Regions from separate parts of the Homo sapiens genome. Here region 2 is linked to region 1. A link is a loop called in an ENCODE intact Hi-C map of the cell type or tissue named here. Cell type or tissue: dorsolateral prefrontal cortex. All regions are shown on one strand. Each heading gives the region's core, and the rest is flanking DNA. Links, peaks and the distances in the headings are about the cores only.

What was found. Hi-C counts contacts between places; a loop is a spot of excess contacts. Peaks named below come from ENCODE experiments on the same cell type or tissue, not always from the same donor. Only the 100,000 strongest peaks of a DNase experiment are listed, where the experiment ranks them.
Region 2: it touches region 1 in a loop (2.5-fold over the local background); 20 of 110 quality-filtered maps call a loop at or near these places.

Annotation. Positions count from the first base shown.
Region 1 is chr6:125,765,817-125,773,353 of GRCh38, reverse strand. No RefSeq gene overlaps it. Among named protein-coding and RNA genes, the nearest start is that of TRE-CTC1-7, 11 kb to the left of the region's middle. RefSeq lists an enhancer at 1,623-2,545. In dorsolateral prefrontal cortex, for the core only: CTCF peaks have their summits at 3,160 and 3,364 (motif pointing right); a DNase peak (open chromatin) is centred at 3,347.
Region 2 is chr6:125,521,713-125,529,249 of GRCh38, reverse strand. No RefSeq gene overlaps it. Among named protein-coding and RNA genes, the nearest start is that of LINC02523, 150 kb to the left of the region's middle. RefSeq lists an enhancer at 1-1,171. In dorsolateral prefrontal cortex, for the core only: no CTCF peak of the experiment used is centred there; no DNase peak of the experiment used is centred there; H3K27ac peaks cover 278 bases.

The sequences.
Region 1 (7,537 bases), core at 1,754-5,753:
CATATTATATGAAGTTTTAAAATGCTAAATTAAAAATATTGTTCATTGATAGACATATAGATGGTAAACCATAAATAAAAATAAAATAGTGGGGAATGGGGAATGGAGAAGATGGAGAAAAGAAAAAGTACACAAAGGGCTTTCAAAGTACTAGTGGTGCTAAGTGCTAAGCTGGGTGGTGGGTACAAAGGTATTGATTCTCATTTGATTATTTATACCTTTACCTATTATATAACACAGCATTATATAAATGTTATGCTATTCCATATATAATATATTATATATGCATATATAATATGAGTTATATATGCTATATTTATATATGCTATATGTTATACATATGCTATATATTATATATGCTATATGTTATACATATGCTATATATTATATATGCTATATATTATGCTATTCTATATATTCTATATAATATATAATTATATATTATATAATATGATATAGAATATATTCTATTATATATATATAATATAGAATATATATATAATATAGAATATATTCTAATAGAATATATTCTATATTACATATAATAGAATATATTCTATATATATAGAATATATTCTATATTACATATAATAGAATATATTCTATATATATAGAATATATTCTATATTACATATAATAGAATATATTCTATATTATATATATAGAATATATTCTATATTACATATAATAGAATATATTCTATATTACATATAATAGAATATATTCTATATTATATATATAGAATATATTCTATATTACATATAATAGAATATATTCTATATTACATATAATAGAATATATTCTATATTATATATAGAATAATATATAGAATAGCATAACATATATAATAGAATAATATATAGGATATGTTCTATATCATATATAGAATAATATAGAATAGCATAACATATATTATATATAGAATAATATATAGAATAGCATAGCATATATATAGCATTATATATGTAGACAGAAATGTAGAGCTGTCATTCATATAAGAATAGCATCGCCTGGCGCAGTGGCTCACGCCTGTAATCCCAGCACTTTGGGAGGCCGAGGCGGGCAGATCACGAGGTCAGGAGATTGAGACCATCCTGGCTAACACGGTGAAACCCCGTCTCTACTAAAAATACAAAAAAACTAGCCGGGCGAGGTGGCGGGTACCTGTAGTCCCAGCTGCTCGGGAGGCTGAGGCTGGAGAATGGGGTGAACCCGGTGGGTGAAGCCTGCAGTGAGCAGAGATCGCGCCACTGCACTCCAGGCTGGGCGACAGCAAGAACTCCGTCTCAAAAAAAAAAAAAAAAAAAAGAATAGCAGTATGATGGGCTCAGCCTGCATATAATTCTTTTCAAGTGAAGTCCTAGAAGTCTACTTCTTGGTTTAATTGATAAATACATATTATATATTTATATATTATATATATAATAGCATAACATATATAATGCTATGTTATATATTATATATAATGTTATAATACGCTATTCTATATATTATATATTATATAGAGAGAATAGCATATATATAATGCTGTTCTATATTAATTCAATATTGAATTAAAATGAAAAATAAAAATAAATGATAGGTAATGTTTGGGCCAACTCTTTGGGATTACGGCATGGAAGCGATAGTTAAGCAAAATTCCACTCCCCTCTATTGCCATAGTTTATAATGGTGCTTTTCCTTTTTTTTTTTTTTTTTTGTTGTTGTTTTTTATTGATCATTCTTGGGTGTTTCTCGCAGAAGGGGATTTGGCAGGGTCATAGGACAATAGTGGAGGGAAGGTCAGCAGATAAACATGTGAACAAAGGTCTCTGGTTTTCCTAGGCAGAGGACCCTGCGGCCTTCCGCGGTGTTTGTGTCCCTGGGTACTTGAGATTAGGGAGTGGTGATGACTCTTAACGAGCATGCTGCCTTCAAGCATCTGTTTAACAAAGCACATCTTGCACCGCCCTTAATCCATTTAACCCTGAGTGGACACAGCACATGTTTCAGAGAGCACAGGGTTGGGGGCAAGGTCATAGATCAACAGCATCCCAAGGCAGAAGAATCTTTCTTAGTACAGAACAAAATGGAGTCTCCTATGTCTACTTCTTTCTACACAGACACAGCAACAATCTGATTTCTCTATCTTTTCCCCACATTTCCCCCCTTTCTATTCCACAAAACCGCCATCGTCATCATGGCCCGTTCTCAATGAGCCGTTGGGTACACCTCCCAGACGGGGTGGCGGCCGGGCAGAGGGGCTCCTCACTTCCCAGCAGGGGCGGCCGGGCAGAGGCGCCCCCACCTCCCGGACGGGGCGGCTGGCCGGGCGGGGGCTGCCCCCCACCTCCCTCCCGGAGGGGGCGGCTGCCGGGCGGAGACGCTCCTCACTTCCCAGACGGGGTGGCTGCCGGGCGGAGGGGCTCCTCACTTCTCAGACGGGGCGGCTGCCGGGCGGAGGGGCTCCTCACTTCTCAGATGGGGCGGCCGGGCAGAGACGCTCCTCACCTCCCAGACAGGGTCGTGGCCGGGCAGAGGCGCTCCTCACATCCCAGACGGGGCGGCGGGGCAGAGGCTCTCCCCACATCTCAGACGATGGGCGGCTGGGCAGAGACGCTCCTCACTTCCTAGACGGGATGGCGGCCGGGAAGAGGTGCTCCTCATTTCCCAGACTGGGCAGCCGGGCAGAGGGGCTCCTCACATCCCAGACTATGGGCGGCCAGGCAGACGCTCCTTACTTCCCAGACGGGGTGGCGGCCGGGCAGAGACTGCAATCTCGGCACTTTGGGAGGCCAAGGCAGGCGGCTGGGAGGTGGAGGTTGTAGCTAGCCGAGATCACGCCACTGCACTCCAGCCTGGGCAACATTGAGCACTGAGTGAACGAGACTCTGTCTGCAATCCCGGTACCTCGGGAGGCCGAGGCTGGCAGATCACTCGCGGTTAGGAGCTGGAGACCAGCCTGGCCAACACAGCAAAACCCCGTCTCCACCAAAAAAATACGAAAACCAGTCAGGCGTGGCGGCGCGCGCCTGCAATCGCAGGCACTTGGCAGGCTGAGGCGGGAGAATCAGGCAGGGAGATTGCAGTGAGCCGAGATGGCAGCAGTACAGTCCAGCTTCGGCTCGGCATTTGAGGGAGACCGTGGAAAGAGAGGGAGAGGGAGACCGTGGGGAGAGGGAGACCATGGGGAGAGGGAGAGGGAGAGGGCTGCCACATGTTCTCATAAGTGGGAGCTGAATGATGAGAACACATGGACACATGGGGTTGAACAACACACACTCGCTTTTTCTGAAGTACAAAAGTTCCAGGTTGAACTTTCTGAAGTTGTTCTGAAAGCAGGTCGAAAATGGTAAATGTGAAAATAAACCACAAGGTGGCGTCCTAGTCTCATGTGTCTCATTCTGATTCTTTAATCAAGTAATCCCACTTTTGAAATGTTGAGGATTTTTTCCCTTTAGTTTCTTTCTTCTTGTCATCAATTGTGCTTTATTTTACTTGTATATGTATATGTATTGTGCTATCAGATTAAAGACTGGGGAAAGCCATTCAAATAAATTTAATGCAACAAGTATGCTGGTTCAGCATATGACGTTCATTCATTCCTTCCTCATTCCATCAGTCATGCATTCATGTATTCATTCATTTAACCAATGTCCAAAAATATTTGTTGAGCCTCTTTTCTGTGTCAGATAGACGCAGGGCAAGAGGTCCTGGAGACTCAATGATAAGCAGAAACATAGTCACTGTCATTTGCTTTGAGTGTGGTGGTGAAGATAGACAGTAATCATACAATCACAAATTTAAATTGTGACTGACAAAGCCTATGAGGAAGAAAGGAGAAATAGGTGGTTCATATAGTTCTACAGTGAGGTTTTGAACCAGTTGGAGATGTCAGAGGAGTGATCCATTTGTTGAGATCTGAAAGATAAAGATGAGTTGCCTAGGTAAGAAGGAGAGAAAGGAACATTCACACAGAAGGAACATGTGCAAGGCCTTGTAGCAGGAGGGAGCGAGGAGAATACCAGAGGCTGAAAGAAAGCCAGGAGGGCTGGATGGCAAGGCAGAGGTATCAGAGAGAGGTGAAGAGAGGCCTGGGAAGTAGGCAGTAGATGGATCTTGCATGGCCTCGTAGTGAGGTGAAGGATTTTGTCTTCACACTAAGAACATTAAGGAGCCACAGCAAGGAAGATGAAGTAGCAGCTCAAAACCCGTGCCCAGTCACGGGTGGTTCAGTAGTTTTATGAGTACTGTATATATGAAAGATCCTGCACTGAGTATTAGTGGCCCAACTCCGTTCACCTTTGTGTGATTTGCTTTTTGATAGTGAGGGACATCACTTGAAAACAGTAATGCAATTTTAATCTCATCTATGCTCACTATATTTTTTTCTTTTGAAGAAACATGACCCCATTGTATTTATTTTGAATCAGACTAAAAACCATTGCTTTTGAAGACAGGAAACATAAAGTGTGCTATCCTAACAAACAGATAGACCTATTTAGCTCATCCACAACAAAATAAAAACCCCTGGCACCTCGAATATACAAGATATAAAAGAAAATGTTGTTTGCTTTGTGGTCACTTCACCTCAGAAAGAATCAAGTACTAGAAATTAGGAGACCTGGATCATGTCACTGTGGGAAAGATGATCTAACGTGGCTATGCCTCCATTTTTCTCATCTGAGAAATGAAGCATAGTCTAGTTTATGTTCTTCTAACTCTGAAATTCTGCAAATCTGTGAATATATTCATAAAAATCAATATGTACATGTTATTCACTTAATGTAAAGAGAATGGATATTGGGGGACTACCTTGGTATATATTTGAATGAAAGTGTCTGAGTGGGAAAGCAGAAATTGTGTATAAGACCAAATGAGGCTAGGCGCGGTGGCTCATTCCTGTAATCCCAGCACTTTGGGAGGCTGAGGCAGGTTGATCACCTGAGATCAGGAGTTCAAGACCAGCCTGGCCAACATGGCAAAACTCTGTCTCTACTAAAAATACAAACAATTAGCCAGGCATGATGGTGGGTGCCTGTAATCCCCACTACTCAGGAGGCTGGGGCAGGAGAATTGCTTGAACCTGGGAGGTGGAGGTTGCAGTGAGCTGAGATCTCACCATTGGACTGCAGCCTGGGCTACAGAGCAAGACTCTGAATAAGAAAAAAAAAAAGACCAAATGAGACTTAATGTGGATATTAAAACATCTTTAATAAACTAAATTTGAATAAGCTGCACTATCATTTATTGATAATATACTATGTGTCAGGTCTTATGAACATTATCTCATGTAATCCTCAGAAAATCCTCAGAAAAAAAATTAGCCAGGTATGGTGGCCCACACCTATAGTCCCAGCTGCTAGGGAGGCTAAGGAGGGATGATTGCTTGAGCCTGGGAGGTCAGGACTGCAGTGAGCTGTGATCGTGTCACTGCATTCCAGCCTGGGTGACAGAGCAAGACCCTGTCTCAAAACAAAACAAAACTATCTTACTAATGATAAAAACAAAGCTTAGTAATTTGTCCAAAGTTCAGTAATTTGTCCAAAGTTGCATAGCCATTAAATCTCAAGATGCATCAGGTCTGTCTGATTTCAAAACCTGTTCCTTTAGTCTTTATACTTATTATACTTTTTGAAGAATTGAGATATTTTATAATGACTTATAAATATTGAATAGAGATAAATTCACTAGAATTATAAATATGGAGTTCAAGTTGTTTATAAGTGGTCTGATGAATAAGCACCAAGAATTTTAAGAAGCTCCCACATCTTAAACAAAATTGCTTAATAAACTTGATTTAAGTCATTAAACATGCATTTTCCTAGATATGGCTGTGAAGTTGCTGTATTATTAAGCAAACAACTTCCTTGTTAATGTCTTTACTGTATCAGTAGAAAATATACACTTACACAATTTTTTTTTTTTTTTTGAGATGGAGTCTCGCTTTGTTGCCCAGGCTGGAGTGCAGTGGCGTGATCTCGACTCACTGCATCCTCCACCTCCTGGGTTCAAGTGATTCTCCTGCCTCAACCTCCCAAGTAGCTGGGACTACAGGTGCCTGCCACCACGCCTGGCTAATTTTTGTACTTTTAGTAGAGATGGGGTTTCATTGTGTGAGCCAGGATGGTCTCAAACTCCTGACCTTGTGATCCGTCCACCTCGGCCTCCCTAAGTGCTGGGATTACAGGCATGAGCCACTGCGCCAGGCCGGAATTTTAACTCTTAAACTATACATTTAAGCATAACAAACAAATAACTTTCACCACTTCTCTCACTGTGTCATATCCTAAAGACAAACAATTTGTGAACTTTGTTTCTTCTTTTGTCCAAGCTCCTGATATCCAGAGCAAAGGGATTGTCTTGTCTGCTGCATCTTGGTGTTTGGAGAAGTGGCTAAATGCATTTATATCGAATTATTGTTCCTGTGTTGTTTTGTCTGTGGCTCCCACTCTTGGGAATCCTTGGGGTTTGAGGATCGCATCAAAAAAGTATCTCTGGTATGAGAAATGGTCAGTGTGGCCAGATAATTCATGGGTTGAGCACTGAGACTCGTTTCCCATGATCATCTTGGTCAGGAGGCACTTGGTGTTTTAAGCCTATTCTCTTGATGCAACACATATGCCTTAAATCTGTTTAATGATTTAGCAGTGATGGACTCATGAATATATTTCAGATGGGCCCAACAGCCTCTCAAGCTTCCTTCCAAGTATCAGTAAAAGACGTGTTACCACAGGCAAGGTTTTTCCCCTGAGCTTGGCCATACCCTCATCTCGCTTATCTGATGGTCACCAGCTTGCACAGGTCTTTTTGGTTTTTGTTTTTGAGATGGGACCTCCCTCTGTCACCCAGGCTGGAGCACAGTGGCATAATCATAGCTCATTGCAGCCTTGAACACCTGACTCAAATGATCCTCCTGCCTCAGCCTCCCATGTACTTGGAACTACAGGCACATGTGTGCTCGGCTTGCACGTGAGTTTTCATGAGTTACCACACCCAACCATTTGTACTATTTTATGCTTATGTTTTCATTGTCAGAAAGATGTCAAAACAATAAAATAAATCTAACAGTGGCTGCTTGTAAGATCAAAATGTGACTGGCTTAGTTCTCATTTAAGAGTGGCTTGTGCCTGGGACAGAAATGTGTTATCATGAGAGTCATGGTCTATGTGCCTCTGTGTTTTGCCCTCATGACTGCAAACACGTCTCCATCATCTTGCCAGATCCCAGACAAGCCAATTTGATGCAGCTGTGCTGGGACAGACTGGTTAGGACAGGGAAAGAAGCCAGTCATTGCTGGCATAAGGGAAAGTCTACCCAAACAGAGCTATGCAAAGCTCCAGGCACATTGTTTTGGTGGAAAAAGAAAAAAAAAAGTCTTTAGGTTCTCTGCAATTAAGGAAAAAGGTTAAAAAAGAAGTGCTGAAAGACCTAGGAAGGTAAATCCTGTTCATCTTGATAGCTTATAATCAGGAAAGGAGGGGTTAATGCAACTAAGATATTCATTTGTGTTCAGAGTCATAATTTATTACTACACTTATACAAGTAAAACATTACG
Region 2 (7,537 bases), core at 1,963-5,962, 240 kb after region 1:
ACCTGAGGACAGTGTTTTCCCTTACAGAAAGGAAATGAGCCTCTAAGACTGAAAAGGGGGCATTGTCATGGGAAGATGTTTGCCTCTTACAACCCAGAGCAGAAACTCAAAGCTTTTAGTCTTCACTCTTTCCTTCCCCACCACATTTCTTTTAAAAAGCAACAAATTCTAGCTGGTTATCACTTATGCTCCACCCCATTCTTGTATGTCAGCTTTTGTGCAGGAAAATAGAGAACTGTTTTCATTGCCTTATCAGAGTCCCAGGAAAGGGGAAAGGAGCGTCTGGCCCGCTATCTATGTCTTGCCTGGGGACAATGAAATGCTGAGAGCAGGCTCCAGGGGCGAGGGGCTGCCACTTCAGACCCACAGTGTCTGCAAGGACCAGGGAAGGAGGGGAGGGAGGAGGGACTCTCCTTAGCCTGCCGAAAGCATAATAGCCCCTGGGGTGGGCTGCTGCAAACAGGAAGGGTGTGGGCGGGATCTGAGCACAGCTGCTCCTGCCGCCCATTCCCACAGCCTTTGATCAGCAGGCAAATGGCATTTTGTGCCCTGAGATAAATGCCTGGTCAGAGGGTGTGGGTGTCTGTGGAGGGGGATAAGGATTAAAGATGAAGGTATTTTATAGCCTGCCTTAAGGATGTGTGTTTCCAACCTAGGATCAGGGAGGTGCTAGGTACAAAGGAACGGAAAGGTTTCCCATGAATGCATTCATTCATTCATCAAACATTTGTTCTGTACCCAGTAAATTCAGGGCACTGTGTTGGACACAGTAGGGGATGCAATGGTAAATAATACATGTACTGTTCTAGCCTAGTATGGTGAATCTGAAGCATGAGAAGGTTATTTGGGATGTCACAAATTACAGGGTGGGATGGCAAGAGGCAAGAAACCTTTTTTTAGGATATATACATTCTCCTCACTCTAGAATCAGATACTCTGCCCCACTCCCCCTCTTTCGATCTTGCCATGTGTACCCTGCAATTGAGAATTACTATGAACAAGCAATGCTTTGGACTTGTGAACTAGGTAGAGGCAGATTAAGAAAAACAAAGAAAACTTCTGCTTGGTCTAATCGAAAAGCTAAGGCTCATAAAAAAAAAGCAAATAAAAACAAACGACCAAAGCCTACAGATACATAGTAGAGAGGGGTAATTCCACAGGGGAGAAGGAGATCATGATGGTGACAGTGGAGAGGAGAGACCCCTTCCAGCCAGGGTGAAGCTGGTGATGGTGATGTCAGACAAGAAGACTTTAATGGAAGGCATGATTCCTAGAGGAGGTCTTGAGGGAGGCATGAAGTGAAATTTAGATACATGGTGATGGGCAAGCAGTGCTGGGAAGAATGGGAAGGGTAGAAAGAGCATTTTGGGGCAAATAGAATATCATAAATAGAGTACAGTGGCAGAGATGAACACACCTGGTAGAAAATAGCTCAGTTTGACTGAGAATATATATGCTTACTCCAAGAACCAGAAGGATGAAAAGTAAAGTGGAGCCATATGCTAGAGGACTTTGAATACAGACTAAGGATTTTAATCCTGTAATCAGACCACAGTGGCCTTCACCAATCACTGACCAACTCTGGGTTGTCCTGTAGCCTGAAGGAAATCCCCAGGTCCTCTGCTTTAATGTCTTGTCTCTGAACCACACAAAAAATTTGGGTGCCACATACCATAAAAATTCAATAAATGGCTTAAGTGCTTCTGAAAACTCTAGGCAAAGGCCTCTTATCATTCACTTATCAATTTGTAAAATAAATATCTCATAAGGGCAGACTATTTGCCAGGTACTGTGCCAGGTATTAGAGGATACAACATTGAACACCAAAAAAATGCAAAGTCCTGACCCCAAGGAGCTGACATACTAATGGGGGAGAAGCAGCCAAAATACAAACATTGCAAGTCAGGGCTACGAGGAAGAACAATGCAGAATAACTAAATAGAGAGAGATGGTGTTGCTGGGTTAGTTTACATAGAGGGGTTAGGGGAGGCCTTTGTGATAACTGAGTGATATTTGGGCAGCAACATGACTGAGTGAGGGAAGAGTATTCCAGGTAGAGGAAACTATCTTGGGGGAATGTGGTCCATTCTATCATGAATGTGAGGAGGAGGGATGATACCAAGTCCACTTATGATGGGCAGAGAAAAGAAAGAATGAGGGGATGAGCAGGGCAAAGTCGGTGTAGTACACTTGACCAGGAAACAATCCCATGCTGCCCTCCAGAGCTTTGACACTTGGTGACCATTTCTGGGTGACCATTTGCCTTATGTAGCCTTCTTAAGATGGTAGCAGGCAAAATTTATCAAAAATATATCCATAGATTTTGATTTTAGTGAGTGATCTTGGATTAGGAAAATGTTGTGGTTTAGAATTCTTCTACAACCCTGAATAAGGTTTTGGAAGGGACTATAAAATTTTAAAAAGCCGTTGGATGGTTAGAGTTGGGGAAGGCCTTCCTCTAAGTCAGTTCCTTGTTAATCCAGAAAAGGTTTCTTCTTTGAGGTGAAGGAGAATAGTATCTCTCTTGCCAGCTGCCAGCCAATGGTTCACTAGTAACAATTTGCTAATGCCAAACAGTATCTAGCTCTCATTAGGATGTGTTTGGGTAGAGTAAAGAATGAGTATTAAGTGTGTATGGTGGTCACTGTGTACTGTTGGACTATTTTTTGTTTGAGTTTGGTTTACTGTAATGACTTGTGGGCTCAGGTTGTGTTTATATAGTACTGTAACAAACAAATTGAAAAGTGAGAAATTCAACTAACTAGCTGACTGTGTAACCTTCATGTCATACCAGTGCTTTTTATTTCCTAACTCAATCAGAATGAGTAAGTATTTTGGTGGGTAGTAGGCACAGATTTGTGTAAGTGTTCCATCTGGTGTATGTTATTTTTGTTACCATTTAATTTCTTGAAGATCTATTTTATAAGATGATATCAGTTTGCGTACTTGCACAGGGCTTGGTAGAGTTGCTCTTAATGTCAATATTTACTTTTACCAAAACTCAAAAGTCCAACCTAGAGTGGAGCCCTGGGCTCTGCAGCAGCTAGGTTCATTTACAATATAATTTGTCCCTTCTCCCAGGGGTGGAATTGCTGATGTAGCAGCTTTGGTGTTAACCATTTATGTTTATCACAGTATTGGGAAGAAAGGTATGCACTATGTTCCTGTAAAGGTAGAACCAATTTCTGGCTTCTCTTCTTCTTAAGAGAATGGTTTTTTTTTTATTTGAAAATATATACATCACATCTGCTCATGTGAGATGCAGATGGCTAAGTGATTCCATTATGTGTGGCGTCTCATACATCTCAACCAATTAGAAAGGGCTATAGAGAATTACATGGAATTAATCCTACCCAGAAGGTCTAGGGACAGTCTCAACTAGTCAAACTCTAGTTACTTGGTTTACAACATCTCAAGAGCCCCTTGATGAGATTAAATCTGGGTGTCTCTGGGCAGTTTGTCTATTTTCCTTGTGAACTCTTTGTGTGTGTGTGTGTGTGTGTGTGTGTGTGTGTCTGTCTGTCTGTCTACAACTGTATCAGAGTTTGTCAGGAGTTGATGTTAAGCTCTCACATTCATTTTAGTTCATCTACCAAGCCATATGAGCCCCTTTGAAAATGACCACTTCTTTTACATGTATAAAAACCATGTCATTTAGTTGACTTTTCTTGACTCAAGTGTTTGTTTTGAAATTTCATTTTATACAGGAAATAGACATAATCACCAATAAATGTAACTTTAATAACTTAGACCCTGGGAGCTTTTCCTGGTTGGCAAAAAATTCCCTACATGTTGCAAATCCTTCTTATGGGATATCCTATTTTTTATCTAGAGTTGAAAGTCAGGATTAATCCAAATGATTAAGAAAATCTTTCTAAAAGATACCCTGCATCCTCTTCAAAATTAAACTCTAGTTGGAAGTTTCCTTACTTTTCTTACTACAATGACAGTGTAAATAGTTAAAGTAGATCAGAGTGTTTTTGGAGTTTTCCATAGGTATTTCTAAACGTTAAAGACAGTAGGATTCTTTCCAGTTATTACACCACAAAAAGTGACATTAGAATATAACTTTGAGCAAACGAATTATTAATAACCAATATTAATTTGAAAATATAGTCAACATACCAAAGAAGCTGCAGAAGTATATAAAGAAAAGCTATAATTCTTTCATTTAAGTCACCCATTCAAAAAGCGCCCATGTTATATATACTGCATATATGTGCTTGAGCGAACACACAAAGAGTTCATTTGCTCTGTAGATTCTAAAAGGAAGAATCTTCTGCAGATAGCATTTCTGAAGGTTTCTCACCCTTCCCTTTGCTTTCTAAGGCATTGGAACAATGTGGATCCTTCCCAGACAGTCAGGCTTACTATAAAAAGTAACACCAATCATGGGAATTATAAAAGGAGAAGGGATATGCCATAAACAAGGATAAACATCTTTTTTAATGCAAAGCTGTCAGATCCACTTAAGCAGAGACCTGTTCCTTGTCCCCACAGTGGCCCCTCTTTCCTGTCCAGGGACCAACGAAGCCAGCCTTTCCTCCTAAGTTGCCCATGGTGAGAGGCTTAGATAAGGCACAAAGTTGCCCTCAATAGACTTAAAACCCCCATCTCTGGGACAAAGTGGGAAAGCTCTACTTTTGTTACCACTCTATCGAGGAGAAAAAAAAAAAAACAGGGAAAACATCCACTGTACAAAGCCTACATTGTGTGCTGAAAAACCCTGATCCTTGACTATTGTCTCCAGCATTATTTATGCAACAGAGATGATTTTTCAGAGGTTCAGTAAAATTATCAGCAGGGACATTTTAACACTCTATGTTTATTTGTTTAGTACAGTCTCCATTTTCTAGGAGAAAGAGAGCTAAAATATTTAAGCAACTCTTAAAAGTTATAGAGGGAAGAATAATTGTTCATTTCTCAATAGGAAAGCCCTTTTACTGTGAAATCCTCAGATATGATAGGCAATGTAGTTTATTCCAAGCCTTCAGAAATTGATTCTATACACACGATGTGTAGAAATGGTTTCTATTTACACTGTTAATTATATGGTATGTATAGTGTATATACTGCATATTATCATTTCAATCCTCTTTTATGTGAACTAGCCATGATAGCTGTTTCTGACCAACTCCAAAATTCAACTAGGCTTTAAATTATATATAATGCTTTTAGCTCATCAGGGAGATGAGAAACTGGGGAGATGGGGAGGGAGAGGTGGAGAGTACCAAGGGCAGAGAGATGAGGGAGGGGCAGCATGTCCTATGGGGCCCCATGCCCAGGTTCTAAATTACAAGTCCACACTTTACTCATTAATAGACTCTAGTAAGTATTATTCTGCCTTGATTTTTATAAGCTACAATATTGGGATAATGATACTTTCCTTACAGACCTCCAGTTACACATGTAAATACCTCCATTGTAAAATGGTCATGAAAAATAAGCTTAATGGTAGTTAAGTACCAAAGGTAGATAGCAGCCCAGAATGACTTAGTTTTCTGTTTTACCTCCCCTTGAGAGGCTAAAAGAGTCTTGAGAAACCTTTGCTAGATGATGCCCATGAATTTTCAAACTAGAATATACTATCCATTCAACAGATATTCATTACTTATTTTATGTCAGGCACTATGCCAGACACTAGAGGAATTCTGCAAAGTGCTTCAGGGATCCTCAAATGTTTGGTTTGAATTTTATTCTAGACATAAACTTCAACTATTTTGTAAAAAAGAATAGAAGTGGCATGTGTGTTCAGGGTACTATATATTAAATTTTAACTCTTTAATATCACTCCTACTTTATCTTGTACTCTCAGGTTTACTCATTTTGTATAAACTCAAAATACATTTCTTCTGCCTTCAGTGGAAATACTTTTACTTCTCCTAAATGTATCATTAATTAGAAATGTAATGGTGCCTAAATGTTCATTTAAAAATTTAAGACTTGCGGGTGTGGTTGCAGGGAAAAAGGAACTCTTATACACTGTCGGTGGGAGTGTAAATTAGTTCAACCATTGTGGAAGACAGTGTAGCGATTCCTCAAAGACCTAAAAACAGAAATACCATTGGACCCAGTAATCTCATTAGTGGATATATACCCAAAGGAATATAAACTATTCTGTTACAAAGACATATGCATGTGTATGCTCATTGCAGCACTATTCACAATAGCAAAGACATGGAATCAACCTAAATGCCTGTCGGTGGTAGACTGGATAAAGAAAATGTGGTACACCACATGCATATACACCATGGAAGACTATGCAGCCATAAAAAGAAATGAGATCATGTCCTTTGCAGGAACATGGATGGAGCTGGGGTTAGTTTGCTTTAGCAAACTAAGGAACAGAAAACCAAATACTGCAAGTTCTTACTTATAAGTGGGGGCTTAATGATGAAAACACATGGACACGTAGAAGCAGCAACACACTCTAAGGCCTTTTGGAGGGTGGAGGGTGGGAGGAGGGAGAGGATCAGGAGAAATAACTAATGGGAACTAGGCTTAGTACCTGGTGATGAAATAATCTGCACAACAAATTCTCATGACATAAATTTACCTATATAACAAACCTGCACATGTACTCCCGAACTTTAAAGAAAGCTTAAATTAAAAAAACAAAAAGAAAATTTAAAAAAAAAGGAAAAGAAAAAAAATCAGGACTGCTCACGTCTACTTGGGTATAACTATATAAATCTTACACTGACAATTGCACTCCATTAAATGCCAAGTCAAGTGCAAGGATCTATTCAGAACAAATTCTGTTTCCAGCATAACGGCACAGTAGTGCAAATATAAATGACAAGTTACCTCATTCAATATAGTTTGGAATACTTACTGTAAATTTTGAATGCTTCTCTTCCAATCTCTATATTTATGAGAAAGGAGCAATTTTTACATATTATTGATGATCCAATTTTTGAATAGAAATGTTCCTATTTGCTCTTTTGAGGACATCCATTTAATTGAAGGCTATGTTGAAATTGCAAGGGATGGGAACGTTGTTCAGAAGTTCCACTATTTGTAAAGACTTTACATGGTTGATTCAGGATTTTTCTCAATACTGTATAACCTAAACTAATTAAGGCCAAAAATGAAATATCGAGGCTGATTTCAAATTATTTTCTAAAACAAAATACTAGTTGTATTCAACAACTGATTTTATAAGCCAATGTTATAAATGAATTATATAGAGGAAATACACTAATAAATACTAATTTTGTCTGTTTATATTCTGGGGCATAAAGTGCTGTCAAACAAGTTTGGAAACCATGGCCGTAGGTATCACTTTCTCCAAAAGAAAGGTCGTGGTGGTCGGGCGCGGTGGCTCACGCCTGTAATCCCAGCACTTAGGGAAGCCGAGGAGGGCGGATCACCTGAGGTCAGGAGTTTGAGACAAGTCTGACCACATGGCGAAACCCTGTCTCTACTAAAAATACAAAAATTAGCCGGGCATGGTAGCGTGTGCCTGTAGTCTCAGCTACTCAGGAGGCTGAGGCAGGAGAATTGCTTGAACCTGGGAGGTGAAGGTTGCAGTGAA